Regions from separate parts of the Homo sapiens genome. Here regions 2, 3 and 4 are each linked to region 1. Evidence: chromatin contacts called from ENCODE Hi-C data. All regions are on one chromosome and are shown on one strand. Each heading gives the region's core, a stretch centred on a gene start or an enhancer-like site at or near the end of the contact. The rest is flanking DNA. Distances are from core to core; before and after follow the strand shown.

Region 1 (5,186 bases), core at 1,638-4,137:
AGAACCAGTCTGCTTCTGTAACCGAAGGGTTTCTACTACCACTTTATTTCTTCACCCATTAGGATGTTTCCTTAAGGATGTCAACATATCTAGATGACCAATTTTAGTTATTACTTTCAATGCAGCAGATAGGTATTTTGGCATTGCTTAGTTTTTAAAACAGCCTTATTAAGGTATAATTTAGATGTCATAGAATTCACCTATTTAAAGTGTACAATTCAAAGAGTCTAGTAAATTTAATCAATTGTGCACCCATTACCACAATCCAGTTTTAGAACAATTCCAACATATACTTTGCATTTGACCAGCTCCATACTGAACAAATTTATTGGATAATTAACCTGTGCATTTTAAGCCATCTAAATCTAGGACCCAGCCTAGACATTATTTTGAATAAATCAAGCTTTAAGGAAAAACAAACTCTAAACTTTACTCAAAATAGAGATCCATAAAGCACATTCTCCCAAGGTCTCTCCGGGGGTCTGTAGGCTAATTAACAATATAAATTTAAAATATAAATTAAGAATAAAAATTAATACACATACACCAATACATGTGTATATTTTGAAAAGTGTATGTTGTATAATTCATTATTATTTATTTCAATAGGCATAAGTTTTTTTTTAAGAGACAAAGTTTCACTCTGTCACCAAGGCTAGAGTGCAGTGGCACAATCACAGCTCACTGTAGCCTCAAACTTGTGGGCTCAAGCCATCCTCCCACCTCAGCCTCCTGAGTAGCTAGGACCGCAGGTGCCCACCACCATACTCAACGGGCATAAAAATTAATTTTAAAAATGTTTCCAGTTATGACCATCTTTCGTCCAATCTCAAACTTATTTTTTTCAATCTTGTAAATATGATGAGGTGGAATAAGTTGTCCAGGGACTTAACATTTTGATCTAGTATATTTTTAATTTATGGAAGAAATATTCCTCCTGTCTGTGATTTGGCTGTGCACACTTTTGTGAGGTTGGACTGGAGATACCGACTTGGGTACTTGCAGAGGAGGAGCTTCTTCCTTAACGGGATATTTAAGAGGCCCCGATTTTGCCTTGTTTCGAAAATTATTCAAGAAATAATTAATTACCATGCCCCTCTTTCTGCAAATCCTGTATTCATGGTATACTACCTCCAATACAGCATCTATTAAACATGTACAAATACATCATTTGCAAGAATAACAATCTTGGAATAATGAAAATGCTTCTACCTATTTGTTGTTCCTGTCTTATCTCTAAGTTCATCTAAGTTTCGGAAGGGTAGTTATGTATAAAGGAACTTCACTTTGGAAATTCCATTTTTCTCTAGTCCTAGAGAGTTACTGCTAACTCCATTCATTTTGACATTTAAATACTATTTTATATTGTTATTTAAGTGTTCAACATGTACTAGTTCAGTCTCCTCAAAATACTGAGTAAGTTCCTTGTGCTTAGAATAGTTGTTTCAAACTTTGTGTGTGTGAATGAATGAATTTTACATTTCTCAAGCACCTAGTCCACAACGGGCACAAAAAAGCTATTTAGTAAGTACTGTTTAATTAATAAATGATACCTCAGGTTTGTCTCCCTTCCTCCGGATCCCCATAACATGTACATTTATCACATCGCCCAGATTTCCTAGACATTACAGATTTTCTGTTCTACGGCCCCCATAAGAACAGTGCAGGTGCCACACCATATGTCTGGGACATATGGTCCTCAATAGCTGCAATATGAAACTATTTCTATTGCAATAAATCTAATATCTATTCCTCTCTGTTTACTAATAGTTTTGATTACAACTTCAAATTTTAAAAATCGAGGATGAAGTTAAATAGAAGGGAACTGTCCCCTTTCTTCTATTTAACCTCGTCTTCGATTTTTAAAATTACAAAAGCATAATAGTAAAAAAAAGTTTGACAATACAAAATGATAAAGTAAAATTCGCCTTCACCAAAAGTCATCTATTTCCCCTTCTGTGGTTTCCACGTTGCGGCTGGTAACTCGGGGCTTCCACGCTGGGCGAGCCTAGAGAACATCCAGTACACACAGGAAGCAGCAGCGCGGGCCAAATGGCGCTGAGACCTGCGCACCTGTCCACGGACCGCCCACTCGCCAACTCTGACCTTGGGTGAGTCTCTCAAACTTGAGTCTCGGAATCTTCCACAAAATGCTACCCATCTCACCAGGTCGAGTGAGGAGGGTCGTGTTATGTGTAAGCACTTTGTGAAATCTAAAGCACGAGGCAAACGTAAAGCATTGTAGGGGGTCCTAGAGAAGTCTTTGTGCCTGCCTATCAGAGCCGTTTCAGTTCCCCGCAGCAGCTTCCAAGGACCTCCCACCATGCCCGCCGCTTCGGCTCCTGCACTGCAAATCTCGCGGCTCGGCCTGCAGCGGCGGCTTCCCCTGGCCTCCCACCCCAGCGACTGAGCGCGGAGCCCAGCGCGCACGAGCGCCAGCCTGGCTCAGAGACACCCACGAAGCCAGGGCCTTTCAGCGCCTGCTAACTGGCGCTACCCCTAGGGCCGCCTCTCGGTTTTAAACGTAAACAAGAGTTGCCCTTCCGTCTTCCAAGACCTGCAAATCGAAGCTTCTTTTCCTCCAGAAGCCCCGCCACCTTCTAAGCTTCTCCCCAGCCTCAGCCACGCCCCAGCCTGCAAAAGCCGGGTCCTTTACGCCCCCTGGCTCCGTATTTGATTTCGGCGCGCGCCATACCTGAGGGCAGCTGTGATTGGTTGGAGGTGAGCGAAGTTCCTATATGATTGGCTGATAGCGGCTAGGACGGGTGAAGGCCAAGGGCGGAGAATTATGGGAGGGATTAAGACTGCAAGAGCTGAGTGATGGTTGGTTCCTGAACAAAGAGGGCGGAGTAAAAGGCGGAAGCAGAATTGGGGGCGGGGCTTTGTGGAACTTGGGGGACCCAGCGAAATGGAAGAAGTTAGGTGTCCAGAGCACGGTAAGGGGCTAGGGTCTCAGCGTCCCGGGGCCTGTTGATTTAGCGTGGCGTAATCGTTGTTCACTTTCTTCTCTCTTCAGGGACTTTCTGCTTTCTTAAGACCGGCGTCCGCGATGGCCCGAATAAAGGAAAGAGCTTCTACGTGTGCCGGGCAGACACGTGCAGCTTCGTGCGGGCCACCGAGTAGGTCTGGAGCTGGGCCCCACTCCCTGTGGCTGCCCGGGGCCTCCCGAGAGGAGCTTCCCGCTCCCCGCTGTCGGGCGTCACAGGGCCGAGGAGTGGTGGGGCCCTAGTTTGCGGTGTCAGGACCCTTTAAGCAATTGGTGATCCCAGGGCAGCGTGGCGTGTTCGGAAGACGCCCAGCTAATTCTGGCTGTGTGACCCGAGGCTGGTTACCCCCCTCTCTGGGCCGATGGTTCCCCTACCTGTAAAATTGAGGATCCGGTGTTTTCCAGCTCTGGGTTTCTATTCACTTGACAGGCCTTAACCACTCCCTTCTCCTGCCCAGACAGTCCCTCCCCCTTTAAAGGAGTAAGGACACACAGCAGACATAGTGGAAAATAATTTGTCCCTGTTTTGCACTAGTTTTAGGCCCGACGGTTTTTTTTAAATGTTTGAGCTTAAAACACTCTAGTGATTAGTTGTTAGCCTTCTTATTTTTAAGTAGGATTCTCTGCATCTAAATGGTGAAATTGATAATTCAAAGAAATTAGCGCTGGAAGAAACAACGGAGGGCCTGGCGCGGTGTGTGACGCCTGTAATCCCAGCACTTTGGGAGGCGAAGGCGAGCGAATCGCTTGAGCCCAGGGGTTCGAAACCAGCCTGGGCAACATGGTGAAATCCCGTCTCTACGAAAAATTAAAAAAAATTGTCTAGGCATGGTATCACACGCCTGTAGTCCCAGCTACTCGTGAGGCTGAGGTGGGAGGAGAGAGTCAGAAATGTTAAGCATCTTCTCTAAAGTGAGGAAAGTTAATAGTTTGTCAAGTGTTAATGTTTTCACAGTACCAAGTGTCTACATTTTCTATGTGAATTTTAAAACTATCATCACATCATTAAACATCTCCTGCTCTCTATTCAGCAAAACTTGGTAGAGAAAAGTTATTTTTCTCCGTGTCAGATGTAGAGTACATAATGGATATCAGTATTAGAAAAGTGCCCTTTCAACATGTATACTAACTTCCCATGTTTCTGTTTCATGAGTTAGATGATTTACACTGAGCCTCTCAGATATAGTACCCAGGTCAAGTTTTGTGAGATAGAAGCATTTTTACCTTTGCAGGAATTCAACATTAATGGTGGCATAAGATTTGGTTTTACATTAAGAGAAACACTCTTATTTAGGATCCCATCTACACAAATGCTTTGCTATACAAACTAGCACAGTGGTATTTGAAGACAATTATTTGATAAACTTGATTTATTTGGACTATATCTGATAACCAATATACAGGCCAAAAAAAGTGCCACAGGTTTAGGAGAGTACTTTAAACCTTCACTCAAACCTGTTTACTCTCAAATGTTATATATATTTAAATTTTTTCATAATAAGTTGGAAGGGAGTGATTAAAAACTTACACAAAACAAGAAGCATATAGGGCGTATTGTTAGAGGTAGGCGTGTGAATAACACTAAGTGACAGCTCTCAGCTTGTTAGAGGGAAAGGATGAAGGGAAGAGCCTGGGGAAAATTCATACAGGGCCTCACAGCCAGCCCTAATTATGTCATTCGTAGGGGGATCCCAGTGTAGAGATTACACAGTGCAGTGTGGTTTTAAACTTTTGAGTCATCAAGAAACAGTTATGCTTTATTTGAGAAAGTGGGTAAAGATGAAAGCTAGGGACTTCTTCCCCAAAGGAATGCCCATAGCTGTGATAATGTGTGGGAATTACAAACCCAGTAGAGGTTATACATAGATTCTTGGTGTAAAAACCCATAGTTTTGATTTGACTTTAGGATATTGATCTCTGTTCCTGACCTAAAAATGTTTTCAACTTTTTTCTTTTCTCTAGCATTCCTGTTTCCCATTGCTTATTGCATGAGGACTTTGTGGTAGAGCTTCAGGGTTTGCTTCTGCCACAGGACAAGAAAGAATACAGGTAAGGGTCCAAAAGGAACATCTAAGTGTATTTGCTTTTTTTTTTTTTTCTCCCTGAAAGAGTTGTAGCCAGGTATGTATTAGGATTGTTCTTTAAAAGTCATTTTAAAAAACAAAATTTGTATATGTATTAAGTGTCTTTTGGCTGTCAC
Region 2 (5,186 bases), core at 1,886-4,385, 4.3 Mb before region 1:
TCAGAGGTGGGTAGAAGGAGAGGTTCCAGCACACAGTCACCCTCCCCCTACCCCCTCCACCCGTAGAAATCAACTGGCCCAGCCAGGCTACACTGGAAGACAGGAGGGAAGACTGGGGTGTAACTGCCCCTTCTCCCTCCCCTCTGAACCAAGCTCTGCTCAGGCTCTCAAAGGTGTTGTGGGTTCTCAGGGTAACCCCCTCTGGCTTCCACACAGAGTTGGCCAGAGTGGTTGCCTAGCAGGCTCTTGGCCCAGGTCACCCACTCACCATGAGCTGGAAGGCATTCTCAACGGCCCCCACTACCAGGCTCTCGTGGCTCACTTCCTTCTGTGAAGACCAGCAGGACTGAGGGCCAAGCAAGTGAGAGGGATCGGAGGAATCTGGGGTCCCCGGAGTGGTTGGGAGGCAGAGGGGTGGTGGCGAAGGGTCCTGAAGTATCTCTACCAGGTCCTTTAGCTGCTCTCGGATATGGCGATGCAGGAGCCGTGAGGCCATTTCAGCAGCTCCGCCCCCTGCATGCCCATCAAATAGGCCCCAGTAGTAGAAGCAGAGTCCCTGGTGGAGGAAAAGTTGGAGGTGAGTTTTGTTTGTGTGTGTGTGTGTGTGTGTGTGTGTGTGTGTTATGCAAGGTGAATAACAAGACTCTGGGCATCCATACAAACATCTGAGAGGTCAGTGTTTGCTACTGAAGGCAAATTAGGTTTATTCACATAAGGCTTCGTATGTGTCAAGAGAAAGGAAAGGCTCAAAAACCCAAACTCAGAGGATAACAGATCCAAAACTCAGCACTGGCAATTAAATCATCCATAAATATGTGAGCCTCTACATTTTAGGTGGGAAAGTAACATTCATGCTTACATGGTAGAATCTAACTGATGAATACCAGGTAAAGGTTCTGTGCCAGAAGGTAGATAGCCAGTGAGTTCATCAGGTCTTCCGCATGGCTCAGATTTAAAACCAGAGGCCTGAGTCCCTGGGGAGAGGTGTCACTGTGTCTCTGGGAAAGGGGATGGGTCTTACCTGGCCTCGGCTAGGCTCCCTAGGTACTCCTGTAACACTCCTCCGACCTTCCACATACACCACTTCACAGCAAGCCTGGTCCTCATTGTGCCGACTCTTGCCAGCATTGATGACCCTGCCAGGCCAGAATGACCACATCAGGTTGGACACCAGACCAGGTCCTGGAATAACCCCCACCTTAGACACACACCGTCTCCTGCGCCCGCTGGCCAAGCTGAGAAAGGTCACAGCCACCTGGGATCCAGGCCAGAGGGAGGAGGAGAAGGGAGGGCTGGCAAGGTGTAAGGAGTACTGTTTGGGTGGCCAGCCCTACCACTTCACAGAAAGGCCAGCAGGAGCTTCTGGCCAACCGCTATGTCCCCTGCCTGCCTCACTTCCCCCATCCCTGGCAAAAAAAAAAGAAAAAAGAAAAAGGCATTCCTAGTGGTGCTTCTGGGGGAGGGGCTAGTTGGTAGCAGAAGTTTTACTTCCCTGCTAGCTAGACCCTACATCCCACCCTCAACCACTATCAACTCTCCCAGTGCCTTGTCCCCAGCACCTCATCCTCATGGGCACACCCACCCTTATCCTAAAACCATCCAGCGAAAGTTTCTGCTGCCTTAACAATGAGGAAGCTCTCCAGCCCAGATCGGGAAAGAGGAACTGAAATAGAGTAGAAGTGAAAGCCCACCTGGACTGGGCAGGAGCCACATACCCATAAACTCCTCCCACACAGGAGGCTAAGGGAGGTGGTGGTGGGTCCATGGGCCACCAGCCACCTTCCTCAGCGAACTGAGCGCCCCCATCTCCCTCGGTGCTCTGCGTTCCCGGCAGATGCATTTAAAATACACACAGCCCGGGGGCCAGCCGGCCGCTCCGGGCAGGGGGTCCGCTTCTTTGCCAGGCCAGCACGAGTTGGCAGGCTGAAGGGCATCTAAATGGGACCCTCCTCTACCCCGGGCGTCCCCCTCCCCGCTCCTGGGGAAGCTGGCGGCCTCCTGGTGTCGCGGGCTATTTCTGGGTGTGGAGGGGGAGGGGAACTACGGTAAGAGGGACAGGGAACTGGGGCGCTGGAGCCGGGAAGCGGGTGAGCGAGTCTTCCCAACCGCTATGTCCCCTATTAAAAAGAACCCCGCTCCTTCGTGAAACCCCTTTTCCCTTAGCCTTTAAGCTGCCGGGCCGCGACGGGGAACTGGCCAACTCATCCTTCGCCGGGCTCTCCGCCCTCCGGGCTCTGGGGCAGAACAGGGTCCTGAGGCGGCGTGGGCGAGGGCAGTCAATGAGCGGGAAGGACGTGAAGAAGGTGACACAGGCTGCCCCCCACTGGAAAATGGGTTGGGAGGGGGTGCGGCCCGAAGACCAGAGGATAGCAAAGGTCCACGGAAAAGGGAGCTCCTGGCCCGGACGCGGCGTGGGGAACGCGTCCTAGCGCCGGGGATGCGGAGCTGGGGAGAGGGGTGGGAGCCCCATCCTGGTTTGGGTGCCCCAGGGGGCGCTCACTCGGCGTAGCCTGTGCTCCAGGGCAGGCGGCGGCCCGTGTCCGGGGGGCTTTGCACAGCCCGGCCCGCGTGGTCATCGGCGCGTCGCAGCCCCCCGGGGCTCAGCTGCAGAAAGGTCGGTCTGGAGAAGCTCGCTCGAGCCTCAACAGCCTTCGCGGGCGTCGCGCTCCCGCTCCCAGCCTTCGCGGGAGGGCTCCTGGGCGCTTCTGGAGCGGCGGCGGGCGGCGCCGAGGCGGCGTTGGGCAGGTCCGGGGATTTGGGGCGCGGAGGCGGAGCGCCCCCGGAGCTCACCAGGTGCGCCACGGCCGAGCGCACCCGGTTTAGCATGCTGCCTCCCTGCCCCGCCCTCGGCCGCGGCCCCGCCCCCGCCCAGGCCCCGCCCCCATGGCTCCGCGTGGGCGGTGCTCGCGCCAGCCGGCCCTTCCCTGCTACTGGCTCCCGGCCAGCTGGGCGGGTCCCGGGCGAAACTTGCCCTTGCTCTGGGCCACCCCAGGAACCGGCCCACGGGTCCCCGGCCTCTGCCCCGCCCCATTCCGGCTTGGCCCCGCCTCCGTTTCTTAGGGGTAGGTTCTGTTGCTGTGGGAAGGGGGCGGAGAGAAGGAAACCTTATTTCAGCCGTGCGCTAGATTAGACACAGCTAGAATGTCTCCATTGTGACGGGGGCTGAGGGACAAGGGGGTGCGGTCTCCTCGCTCTCGGTTCGGTGTGGCCAGCCAGCCCAGAGAGCCATGGAGCTAATGACCTCAGAGCAAAACAGGCGCTTGGGAGCCGCTGGGTATGAGGCGCCAGGTGTGACACCACCTCTGGATGGGGCTGCTGGAGCGAGAGCGGGCAAGCTGGTACCGGGTGGGGTTGCGGGATTAATGACGCAGGCTGCAGCCGACCACCCCGGAATCAGGAGCCGGGGTAGATTCCTGGGCTCCTGATGCGCTGTTCCCCGTGAAGACCACCTCTAGATCTGGGAGAGCGGTTGCTACTCCCACCCTCCTTTCTCTCTCAGAACCCAGGTCTTTCCCACAATGCAGACCTTCCCTGACCACAGCAGGACAAGCTATTAATAGGATAATAACAACATAACAAATACTATTTATTGAAGAAGTACTGCATACTAGACCCTTTACAAAGCACGTTCCATACAGTATTAGGTTATTTATACTGCACACCAATCCTTCAAGATGGTTTTTTTTCTGTCAGTTTCACGGATGAGGCAGGACGGGACGCTTCCTGTCATTTTACCGTGACTTGCCCCAGGAGGTCACACGGTCAAGTGAAAGATTCACACCTATGTCGGCCTCCTGACATTCAAACCTGCTCTGTCTTAAGAACCAAGCTTACTTCTCCGGATCAGGGAGGAAGGGCTAGAAAGGAGATCAATGGCAGAGAGAGGAGTGGGGGTTCCTCCCCTCCCATCCTTCTCTTAGGGCCAGGGCTGAGAGCAGTCCGGGAATGCTGAGCAAGTTCTGTGTCTACCGCCAGGGGGAGACAGAGGCCAGGCTAAGCCCTTGCCTAAGAAGAGTAAAAGCACACTCACTGGAAGACCAGGACAGAGCCCAATGCCTGGTTGGCTGCCCGTTCTTCCTAACTTCTCCCCTCTGGGAGAGGGTGGTACTGACCTGATGCCACAAGAGCTCTGTCTCTAAACCTCCTATCAGAAAGTTGATCGCTAGGTATCCACAGACACCACCCATCCACACATCTCAAATGGGGACAACGCCGTTGTGGCCCTCAAGCAAGTTGGAAGTAGCCATCAGGGACTACGGCACCCAGTTCACGGCTGGAACTTTTCTGGGCTCTGTCGGCCAGGTGCTTCCTGACCACATACCACTTTGTTCCCCAGGCTAAACTGTGTCCCCAGAAGGGATGACTTTCTTGGCAGCTTCCAAATAAAGATCCCACAGTGGTCCTTCAGGTTGGTAGACTTACTATGCCTGCTTTGTTACACCTGAGCTTTAGGCAGAGAGAGACAGAGGAAAAGAAGTCACAGGAGAGAAAAAAAACAGACCCCAAGGCAAATAGAGCAGCAAAAGAAGACGGGGACAAAGAACAGGCTGCTTCTATAGGTTTTCCCCTGCTATTTGAGAAAAACTGGAACCAACTCTCAGATAAATAACAGCAGCAGCAAGCCAGCAACTGAAGAAACAAATATAACTCCTGGTTGTTTTTATTATTCAGTGTTTCTGGGACAGTTTACTTACCACTTCTTCGTGTCACCCAGCTCCCTATTCCCTGCCCTTTCTAGCACCCACCATGGTGTGGCTGCAAGCTGTCCGCAAAGCTAAGCCAAGAGACCCCCCCAGCCCCAGCACCAGATGATCAGCAGGGAGAATAACAGCTCCCTGGGGCTCCAGAACAGCCCCCAGCCATGGCCTAATCCTAAGGCTCCTCCTCCCTGAACCTCTCACCTCCTATTCCTGGCACCATTATGCCTCCTCCATCCTCAGACTGCCCCAGAACCTGGTGAGGTCATCACCTCTACTCATCCCTGAGGCAGCGGAAAGTGAGAGAGAAAAGGGGATGGGGTATGAAGAAGCAGACTTGTGGGATGTTTTTCTCTGTGAAGAGTGAGACTCTGCTTAGTGGCTGGCCCTGCTGGGGGAGTGTGAAGCTTGAACCAAGGAGGGGGACTGGACAGCCTCAAGACAGGCCCCTTTATCTCAGGCCACAGTGGTGGCTCAGGGCCCAGAACT
Region 3 (5,186 bases), core at 1,504-4,003, 3.2 Mb before region 1:
TTCTGTTTTTTTCTTGTTTTTTTCAAGATGGGGTCTCACTTTGTCACCCAGTGGCCCGATCATAGCTCACTGCTGCCTTGAATTCCCGGGCCCAAGCCATCCTCCTGCCTCAGCCTTCCTAGTAGCTGAGACTACAGGTGCGTGTCACCATGCCCATTTAATTTTTTGTAGATATAGGCTCTCACCATCTTGCCCAGCTGGTCTCAAATTCCTGGGCTCAAGCAATCTTCCTGTCTAAGCCTCCCAAAGTGCTGGGTCTACAGGCATGAGCCACTGTGCCCAGCCTAATTTGACTTTTCATTTGGAATAATGATGCACAGGCAGCAAAAAAAGATATACACATAATTGTTTAGAGATATTTAACCAAAACTGAGGACTATTTTACTTAGAGTGAGAATCAAAAACTCCCTCTAATAAAATTATATGATACAGGTTATTAAGCCAAAGCAGTGGCTGAAAATCTGAGTTCAGGGTACAATAATGTTTTCCCCAGTATTAAGGAGCTCAAATAAATTATCCTCTTTAAAAACCTACCCTGTGATCACTTGAATTCATCAGCCATTTAGGACCAGACAGAGAAGAGGGTACTCACCTGAGGCTACACATGCTCCGTAACGCCAGCCCTCGCACCATTGGATTGGGGTCTGAGCAGTCTTTGCACAGCGTATTGATGGCCAGGAGAGCCAGATCTGGTTTCAGGGGAGCATATGTGCACATGTACAGATAAACCAACTTCTTCTGGACAATATCTACAGTGGCACTGGCCTTCACCATTTCCATAAAAACACCAGACATGTCCAAGCCTTGAGTCATGTACCTGAACAACGCACATGACAGAAGGAAGTAAAATGCAAAATCCCCAACTTACAATGGAGGGAGTTTTACTTACATATCTCCTGATTACCCAACTAGATTGTGATCTCTTAGAGGGTAGCAGCCAGGATTACCTTGTCTATTATATCACACAGTACTTCATACCATAGGCCTACAATAAACATTATTCTTCTATTCATTCAACAAACACTTATTATTATTTTTGAGACAGAGTCTTGCTCTGTTACCCAGGCTAGAGTGCAGTGGCACAATCTCGGCTCATTATAAGCTCCGCTTCCCAGGTTCAAGCGATTCTCCTGCCTCAGCCTCCCGAGTAGCTGGGACTACAGGTGCGTGCCACCACGCCCAGCTAATTTTTGTATTTTTAGTAGAGACGGGGTTTCTCCATGTTGGCCAGGCTGGTCTCGAACTCCTGACTGCAGGTGATCCACCCGCCTTGGCCTCCCAAAGTGCTGGGATTACCAGCGTGAGCCACCGCACCCAGCCTCAACAAACACTTATTGAATCCCTAGTACTTTGGTGAAATTCAACTTTTACATCCAGGGACATGCTCTTGGGACATAATCTTGAAGAAGGTGTGGTCTCAAACCTCTAGGAACTTCAAATCTATTAATGAGCCAGATGAGAATACCGTTAATTACAGTATGATAGATAAGTACTTAAACAGAAGTATTGTACAAGGTGTAGAGGGGATTCAGAGGTCTGACACTGGCAGGAAGTCAGAAAATGTTTCTTCACAGAGGAAGTAATACTTTAGCTGAATGAGCAGGAGCTCACTAGGCAGATGTAATAGCAAGGTAAAGATACATGCTATGAGGTAAGTAGACATGAGCAGGAGCAGCACACATTTTTTTAAGAGTCTGTAGGTAGTTGAATTAACAGCTTGTTCCTTGGGTGCTGTGATAAGTTTGGACTTTATTGTTTCTCAGACTGGTCTCCTACTGGAACCAACTGAAATGTTTATTAAAAATACAGATTCCTGGGTTCCCTCCCACCCTACTGAAATCAGAATCAGTCCCTGGACTGGATGACAAAAAGCACCCCAAGGGATTTTTATGCATAGTAAAGTTTGTGAACCATAGCTGTAGGCAAGAGTTATGTGTTCAGGTATGTATAATGGAAAAATTCTGTCTCAAATGAGGCAAAGTGGCCTACTAGTAAGCTGCTGCAATTGCTTTATTGATGAAGGCCTGGACCAGAACAACAATGCTAATAAACAAGAGAGGATGGATATTTAGAATTATGAATTCAAACCATCTGACATAAGAAGTGAGAGATCAGGTGTCCTCAAGGTTGGCTCCCACGCATAGTCGGCTGCTGGTGGCATTCATCAACACAAATGTAAGCTGAACAGGTTTGAGGAAGACGGAAGAATGTCCGGGCTATTTCGGACATACTTTTGATAAACCACGCACGTGGAAATGCCAAGCAGGCAGTGGGATACGTGGGTCTGAAGCTAAAAAAGGAAGTCTGTACTAGCTATATTATAGATCCAAGAGTCACCAGTAATTGCTCAAGCCCGTGATATGGAGGAAACTACCCAGCTGAGTAAAAGATGCTGCAGAGGGGAGACTGACATGGTACTCCAAAGCAGCAGGACGAAGACCGAACCATATAACTGCCACGTGTGAAAGCTAATTCACCCTTTCAGAGAGACTGGGGCTAGTGAGCCCTGATGGGGATTGCAAAGGGAGCAGTTAGCACGCGAAGGGAGGTAGGTGATACCTAATCACTCGCTGGATGACATTCCGGTAGCGCAGCCTATCAGCTTGAATGTGAGGATTGCACAGAGCCTTCTTCAGCTCCTTCACCACGTCCTCGGAGCCAAGGTACGGCATCTTCCTAAGAGTCACAGGGCAGCTCCCACAGCTCCCACGGTAACTCGAGGGCTCCTTCTCGTCCTGATGTGGGAGCCTGAGTAAAGGAAATATGAGTCAGTGAAAATACAAAAGGCGAGATCTCGCCTCAGGCTCGGCTTCCGTAGGGCCGGCACGCTGGCCCTGACACACTTCCACGCCCTCCGCGACACCGCGAGCCCCACCCTAGGCTCTTCAGGCCCTACCGTCGGCCGGCAGGCCGTTCGCCCCGCCCACAGATCGCTCCCGCTACTTCTAGGTCCTCCGCCGGATTTCCAGCGCCGCGTCCGACTGACCGCAGACCCCTCCCTCTCCAGTTCCAGCCTTAATTCCCCCTCCACGCCGTTCTCATCGCGGATAGGCCCAATCTTGCTTTCTGCGGAAGTCCCGCCCCCTTGTCAAGAGACCAAACAGAAGACCGCTGCCGGTCTCCCCGCGAGCGAGCGCTAAGCGTAGTCCCGACTCCGACCTTAGGATGCCCTTCCCCCAACCTCTCACTCTCCAGGCGCAGCTGCGCGGCTCCCTCTGGTGGAGCTGCGGCGGGCAATCGGAAATCGGCTACTTTGGCCTGTCTCCTCCCTGCAGCGCGCGCTTTGAGTGCCCGGCTCGGCCTCCGCTCCCGCGCGGTTGGGAGTGTCCAGCGCCCTCCGCGATTTGGGCTCCAGCGGGCAGGGTGACTTCCTTTTTCTGCCCACTCTGGTAACTTATTGCTCTGCTGGGCTCTTTCCCTTAGGGTCTCTGGCCCTGTTCTTGCCCCAGCATGACTTTTATCGGGACGCCGTTGTGGAAGCCTCACGCAGGAGCCCTGCCCCCGTGGAGAAGATCCCACTGGTGACTCCAACCCTACCACCATGAATGGGGTCCTGATCCCCCATACGCCCATCGCAGTGGACTTCTGGAGCCTGCGCCGGGCTGGCACCGCACGTCTCTTCTTCTTGTCTCACATGCACTCGGACCACACCGTGGGCCTGTCTAGCACCTGGGCCCGGCCCCTCTACTGCTCCCCAATTACAGCCCACCTCTTGCATCGTCACCTACAGGTATGGGGCTGGAGTCGGTCTCCGAGAGCTGGTCCAGGCATCTGGGTTGGGACTTCAACCTGTCATTCTTGGAGTCATAGAATGGGGGCCACGAAAACTGATTTGGAAGTTGTTTGAACCCAAAAATGCATCTTTAACCCAGAATAGGAACGTGTTTTCGAAGTGACCAACTTGAGATAGTTAGCCATAAGTTGAGGAGATATTTTAATCCAGCCAAGGAAACTATTCCTACCTTTATAAGTAAGCTAGGCCGATGTTTCCCAAACTTGCCTTTTTTTTTTTTTTTTTTTTTTTTTTTTGAGACGGAGTCTCGCTCTGTTGCCCAGGCTGGAGTGCAGTGGCGCAATCTCGGCTCACTGCAGCCTCCGCCTCCCGGGTTCAAGCGATTCTCCTGTCTCGGCCTCCTGAGTAGCTGAGATTACAGGCGCACGCCACCACGCCCAGCTAATTTTTTGTATTTTTTGTGGAGACGGGGTTTCACCATGTTGGCCAGGCTGTTCTCTAACTCCTGACCTTAAGTGATCCGCCCGCCTCAGCCTCCCCAAGTGCTGGGATTACAAGCGTGAGCCACCACGCCCCGCCTAAACTTGCCTCATCTTAAGAATCCACCTAATGTGCTGGGTGGTTCTCCAGCTCTCTCCCCACCCCACCCTTAAGTCTCCAAGAGATTAAGATCAGGAGTAAGTTTGGGAATTGCTGACTAGACTGTTTGCTGAACTCTTTTTTTTTTTTTGAGATGGAGTCTCGCTCTGTCGCCCAGGCTGGAGTGCAGTGGCGCAAACTCGGCTCACTGCAAGCTCCGCCTCCCGGGTTCACGCCATTCTCCTGCCTCAGCCTCCCGAGTAGCTGGGACTACAGGCGCCCGCCACCACGCCTGGCTAATTTTTTTTGTATTTTTTAGTAGAGACGGGGTTTCACCGTGTTAGCCAGGATGGTCTCGATCTCCTGACCTCGTGATCCACCCGCCTCAGCCTCCCAAAGTGCTGGGATTACAGGCGTGAGCCACCACGCCCGGCCAGCTGAACTCTTAAATTGTACAAAGGGTGGGATGGGAAGTGGAAGGAGGAAGGGCAGATTGCTTGGGAATCCCCATTACAGCTTCTGCTCCCGGTGGCTCAGGATTTGGTCAGCTTTCCTGATTCATGTAAGGGATAGTCCCTGACCCGGGGAGGTAACGGAGAGGAGTCAGTGGTCACTGGGATGACTAACTGTTTTCTCAGGTATCTAAGCAATGGATCCAAGCCCTGGAGGTTGGTGAGAGCCATGTATTACCCCTAGATGAAATTGGACAAGAGACCATGACCGTAACCCTCCTCGATGCCAATCACTGTCCTGGTTCTGTCATGTTTCTCTTTGAAGGATATTTTGGAACCATCCTCTACACAGGTGGGCCTCTCAAGGAATCCCAGTGACTTCTCCAGACTAGATGTTTTTTTTTTTTTTTTTTTTTTTTTTT
Region 4 (5,186 bases), core at 1,206-3,705, 3.1 Mb before region 1:
GCTGGTCTTGAACTCCTGACCTCCAGTGATCTGCCACCTTGGCTTCCCAAAGTGCTGGGATTACAGGCATGAGCCACTGTGCCTGGCTACCTGTGCGAATAAACTTCTAACAGCTCTACATTGCCTTTCAAAATCTGACTCAATTTACCTTACTACTTCCAAATCGTGCAACTTCTCTGCTTAACTGTAAGCTCCTTCAGGGCACAGACCATGCCTTTTCTTCTGTGTATCCTTAATTTCTTTTTTTTTTATTTCTTTCTTTCTTTCTTTTTTTTTTTTTTGAGACAGAGTCTCACTGTCGCCCAGGCTGGAGTGCAATGGTGCAATCTCGGCTCATGGTAGCCTTCTTCTCCTGGGTTCCAGCGGTTCTTCTGCTTAAGCCTCCAGGGTAGCTGGGATTACAGGCATGCGCCACTACACTTGGCTAATGTTTGTATTTTTAGTAGAGACGGGGTTTCACCATGTTGGCCAGGCTGGTCTCGAACTCCTGACCTCAGGTGATTCACCTGCCTCAGCCTCCCGAAGTGCTGGGATTACAGGCATGAGCCACCACACCCAGCCCCTTAATTTCTTATATAGTGCCTAGCACACAGAAGATGCTCTATAAATAGTTACTGAATGGACAAATGACTAAACTTTGAAACTTCTTTGACCTTACTATGCTCAAATATCACTTCTGATGTTCTTCTCCGACTCTCTCACTTATCTTATATATGTCTGCACACGTTTTTTCCTCATTAGACTGTAAGGTCCCTGAGGGAAAAGACCATGCTTTATTCACCTGTCTCATTCATACCTGACCCAGTGTCTAGAAGAGTGTATAGCACAGAGCAGGCACACAAGCAGTTTGCTGGATGAATGAGTGAATGATACTAAAGAGGAGAAAATACAGACTTTAAGAAGCTCTCCGTATAGTGAGAAAGACTGAGGACCTAAGAGCAATGAAAATAGAAGTTAACAAGTATAAATAAAGAAGGTACAGGTTAATTTAAGTAATCAGATGATGATGCAGAATTCAAATAAAATAGGAGTCAATCAGCAAAGGTTCCCGAAAGGGTGAATTCTGAGAGATATTTGAAAAGAGGAAAGGGACATAACTTGAGAGAGCAGGAGTTTAGGAACATGTCAGAGAGTTAGGTTGAACCAAGGCATGATAAACATGTTTGAAGCTTACATTCTGAGCAGGATCTGTTCTACCCAGACCACAGGTTTCTGCCTTTTTTTCTGGCTCATCAAGCAGGCATGTTTACCCACTCTTTTTATCTTCATGTTTCCCAGGTCAGCCCAATGTGAGGACTTTAAGTAGTAGAAGGAAGTTTCTGTGAAAATATGCAAACAAAACTGCCTTGTGGGATCGAACATTTTTGGTAACCCTAGTTCTCTAGGGAAATAAACTTCCCTGTTCCAGATAAAATGGAACTGCTCCCCGTGTTGTTAAGCCAGAGAGAAAGCCAAATGACTTCCCTTAAAAGGTACTTCAGCGCATTTTACACAAATCATAGTTTTCTGTGTGTGTTATGGGGATCCAAGGAAATCAAAGATGTTAATGAGTGAGATTTGAGAAACAAAACTTGATAGTAGAATTTTGTCTTAGCCACAACTGCCCTTCTCCTCACAGAGTATATGCAAATACCGATGGTGACGGACAGTCACTTTCTAGAGCTCAGATCACTGCTGCCTCCAGCACTTGTGGGATGGAAAAAATGAAGAAATTACAGTTGCCCTAAAAATGTCCCCCACTTCAGGAACCTGAATATTTTACACAGCAGGAGATACATCGGAAGTCCTACAGAATCTCTTGACTTTGGGAGATGCAACTGCTTTTCTATTAGGATAACCTAATTTTCTGTGTCCATTTTCTCAGAATGTTGTGCCCAACGCGTTCTGTTTCCTAAATACCCAGCCTTCCTTCTGGTAGAGGCAAGAAAATTATGCTAGCATTCGCTCACTGCATGTTTTGAGCGTTTGAGTTCAGAGTACAGCTATTCTCTCTCCTCGTAATGTAAACACAGGTTCCCACGGCGGCAATGGGAGACTCCCCTAAGGGGCTCTTGACGTACAGGGAGACTTCCAGATATGGTACACAGATGTCACATTGCTAGAACGTCTCTAGACGGCAACGAAACATTAAAGCCTAACCTGAGGTAATCCCTCACCGGCAGTGAAGCTCCTCTGCTAGGCACTGTCGTCCCGTACACTGCCCAAGCTCTGGGGGTGTCACACTAAACTGTGGTGATGTCACACTAGCTGGGATGACATTTTACAGTTGGATCCCGTACCACCGCCAGGCACCTTTAAATCACCGCAGAGTCTGCAGTGCGGAGGGGGCGGGAAGTCCAGGCCCCGCACTCGATCCACGCTGGCTCCCTACGGAGGCCCACCTACTCGAGGCCCACCGACTCCTACTGCAATCAGTACTATGCGATCGTCCTAGAGAGTCCATTCAGCTGCACTTCCGCCTCAGTAGGTGTCATGGCGCGGGGCGGGTGAATAGTTCCGGCGAGGCGGGGCCGGCCGGGTTGAGGGACGGCCGCTCGGCATTCCGTTCGTCGGGTCTGGCGACAACGGCGGCTGCGGAGCAAGGGGCCCGGCGGTAGCCCCGGACGGCAGCAGGAGGCCGAGGCGGGAGCGCGCGGGGCTGAGGCGGCGGCGGCGGCGGCGGGAAGGGGCTGGGTGGTGGAGCGGGAGGGAGGCTGAGGAGGCTCCCCCTGCGGGACGGGCGCGGGGACGGCTCCGGGGGGCGGGGGCCGGGGCCCGGGCCGGCTCGCGCGGGGGGTATGATGACCCGGCTGCGGGGCCCCAGATCTCGTCTCCTCCGCCGCCTCCTCACGGCAGCCCCAGCTCGCGGCTGAGAACCAGACACACCGGCGGTGAGTGGGGACGGGCAGGAGGGGTCCTCGGCGGGGAGCGACTTCCCCTCAGCTCCCTGAGGCGGGGCCGGGCCGGCCGCCGGCTCTCCTGGAGCGCCCAGCCTGCCGGGGGCGCCTTCCTCAAAGGGCCCCTGCCTGGGACCGGGCGCCGCGTCTTGCGGCCCGGCCGCTCACTGCCGCTGAGGGGATTGCCTTCCCAGGAAGGTGGGGAGGCTCCGGGCTGGTTTTCGGGGCAACTCCCCCTGCCTCCTGCCACTTCTCGCCTGGGCGTGTTGTCCTTAAGTGACAGGGGACCGCCTTGCGTCTCCTCACTCGGCCGGTTTTTTCCCCGGCTGTCGTGGCAGGTTCCCAGTGTGTGGCTTGTGCGTGTGTACTTCACAGCTCCGCTTATCACCATGGTTTTGGGTTATTTGTGCTGTTTGGGACCAGGAAGCCGTGCCTGGAGAGGACGACAGTGGGGTGGGTGTGGAAGCTTTTCTGTCGTCTCCGCTGATGTTCTGTAGTCGTTAGGCTTGTAATTCGTAATGACGGTGGAGACTACGTGAGACCAGCCCACCTAATGTATATCTGTACAAGGGAGATCTAGAGGTCTGGCCCAAAGGGAAACTTTTGCTGCCACCACTTTCAAAGCTTTCGTTAAAAAAACAAAAGGGAGGGGGAAGGTGGAGAAACAACCAAAATTCTGGTAAGGCCCACACTGTTCACAGGTCTGTGGGGAAGAGTCCCCTTTTTGTGCTTAGCAACCAAGACGTGGAGTTCCGTCTCCAGGAGCGTTGGTCTAACCTCCAGTTTGTTGTGGTGACGAGCTGTGAGCAATGGCCTGTGTTTATGCTGGGCGAGCTTTCTTTCCTACTTGGGGAGGGGGGTTCAGGATGGGAGGATGCGGGTAGGGAAGAGGGGGGGAAAACCCCCAAGCTCCAGTAAGTCTTTTCTTTACTTAATCACTGATTCTGTTGTAGGTAGACTCATTTAGAGGCAGTCCTAGATGCTCTTTCTTGTCTATTAGTGACACTTTGGGAATTCTCAGTAATTGCATCAACATAATACTTTCAGCTATAGACTCTCTGTCCCAATCTGTCCTTTATCTTGTTTCTTAGTAACTGGTGAAAACAGCAGTGTGGCTTCCCGCTCTTGATGAAATAGGGTTAAATTAAGTGGCTGATGCCCTCAGCAAACCTACAATTTTCCTTTTGTTTGTGTAAAGCTATTTTTGATCTCTGGTCTGTGGGTTTTTTTTTTTTTTTTGTAAGATTATAGAGAATGCAAACTATTACTAGCTTTTTTCATATGGAAGCCTAAAGCTTTCTATAAAACATTTTAAAATCTAACAAATCATTTGACCTAATTTTCATTATTCAGCTGGTGATTTTGGATCTTTACATGTAATTATCTCAGGGTTCTGTGTTATAATACTGTTATGATGAAGGGTGGCATTGACTTTAAGATACTGTTCCTGGCTTGAAAGATATTTTAGTAAAGTACTTGCGGTTGGAACTGGAGGCAGCCAAGCCAGTAAAGTATCTTAGAATAAAATGGTGAATGAGATCTTATAAATATACTGGCTCTGGTTGGCAAGTAGAACTTTTGCTGGTGATACCTTCATGAATAGTTTATCTCTCGACACTGTAGTTTTGTGGTTTTTTGAGCAAGTTCGTTGGTAACTTGAGACTTCAAACCAAACCAGAACTTCCTTCTAAAAGAAAAAAAAAGAAGAGATAATCTCAAAGTTCACAATTCTTTGGAAAATAAACTTCTTTCATTCTGTGCTTTTGTTTTTATAAGCACAGCTCCATCAATGATTTGTTGGTACAAATCAGTGAGTCATACCGGCCTTGTAAAGTTCTTACACTTGGAACTTGTGCAGCTTGTTAGTTATATATTGTAACTGGTCTTGTAATTTGAAGTAATTTTGCAAACATGAGCTGCTTGATCTGCCACCTGCATGAGTGTATAACAGCAGTCTGTATTTTTTAGGTCTTTTTAAAAAAAATTTACTATTATTCCTCCCGTTATCTTCCCTTCCTCTCCCTTTGTGCCATTCTGAACACAAGTCATCAAGATTATTTTCCTTTAAGTACCACTTCAACAATCACTGGTTTGTCTTTTGGTTCCTTTTGTTTTTGTTCCTGATCTTCCCTTTAGTTGTTGGAACCCAGCTCCTAAATGCCTAATATATTCCTGTAGTGCATAATTTGGCACTTGAAAAATTTACATCCTGTTTTCATATTTTTCTTTCTTTTTCATGTGTTATATCATTTCAGCAACATTTTAAGTTTTTTGAAGGTAAGGAAACTTACATTTCTTTTAGATTCTTTA

What was found. A loop is a pair of places that touch in the nucleus more often than their neighbours do. Pooled maps may share reads with other maps.
Region 2: a loop to region 1 is called in a pooled map, with 14 times the contacts of the local background. The contact joins the promoter of PPM1J-DT here to the promoter of TTF2 in region 1. A Hi-C loop is called at or near these places in 5 of 50 pooled maps.
Region 3: a loop to region 1 is called in a pooled map, with 18 times the contacts of the local background. The contact joins the promoter of AP4B1 here to the promoter of TTF2 in region 1. A Hi-C loop is called at or near these places in 5 of 50 pooled maps.
Region 4: a loop to region 1 is called in a pooled map, with 11 times the contacts of the local background. The contact joins the promoter of HIPK1-AS1 here to the promoter of TTF2 in region 1. A Hi-C loop is called at or near these places in 7 of 50 pooled maps.

The regions. Positions count from the first base shown.
Region 1 is chr1:117,057,439-117,062,624 of GRCh38, forward strand. It overlaps TTF2 (transcription termination factor 2), which reads left to right and starts at 2,888. Exons shown (of 23, transcript NM_003594.4): 1 at 2,888-2,936; 2 at 3,017-3,119; 3 at 4,949-5,035. The coding sequence starts at 2,909. It overlaps CD101-AS1 (CD101 antisense RNA 1), which reads right to left and starts at 2,052. Exons shown (of 4, transcript NR_110786.1): 1 at 1,935-2,052. RefSeq lists a silencer at 1,959-2,008 and an enhancer at 2,429-2,588.
Region 2 is chr1:112,712,476-112,717,661 of GRCh38, forward strand. PPM1J-DT (PPM1J divergent transcript) reads left to right here and starts at 3,136. Exons shown (of 2, transcript XR_947714.4): 1 at 3,136-3,288; 2 at 3,976-5,186. It overlaps PPM1J (protein phosphatase, Mg2+/Mn2+ dependent 1J), which reads right to left and starts at 2,857. Exons shown (of 10, transcript NM_005167.7): 1 at 2,501-2,857; 2 at 1,022-1,136; 3 at 269-556. The coding sequence starts at 2,826. RefSeq lists enhancers at 1,888-1,947, 2,912-3,206 and a silencer at 2,408-3,197.
Region 3 is chr1:113,902,046-113,907,231 of GRCh38, forward strand. It overlaps AP4B1 (adaptor related protein complex 4 subunit beta 1), which reads right to left and starts at 2,754. Exons shown (of 10, transcript NM_001253852.3): 1 at 2,560-2,754; 2 at 593-817. The coding sequence starts at 2,672. It overlaps DCLRE1B (DNA cross-link repair 1B), which reads left to right and starts at 3,281. Exons shown (of 4, transcript NM_022836.4): 1 at 3,281-3,730; 2 at 4,951-5,116. The coding sequence starts at 3,542. RefSeq lists enhancers at 2,390-2,449, 2,530-3,089, 3,120-3,169.
Region 4 is chr1:113,927,070-113,932,255 of GRCh38, forward strand. HIPK1-AS1 (HIPK1 antisense RNA 1) reads right to left here and starts at 2,456. Exons shown (of 3, transcript NR_110726.1): 1 at 2,293-2,456; 2 at 1,175-1,319. It overlaps HIPK1 (homeodomain interacting protein kinase 1), which reads left to right and starts at 2,255. Exons shown (of 16, transcript NM_198268.3): 1 at 2,255-2,463. RefSeq lists an enhancer at 2,166-2,485 and silencers at 2,606-2,655, 2,676-2,985.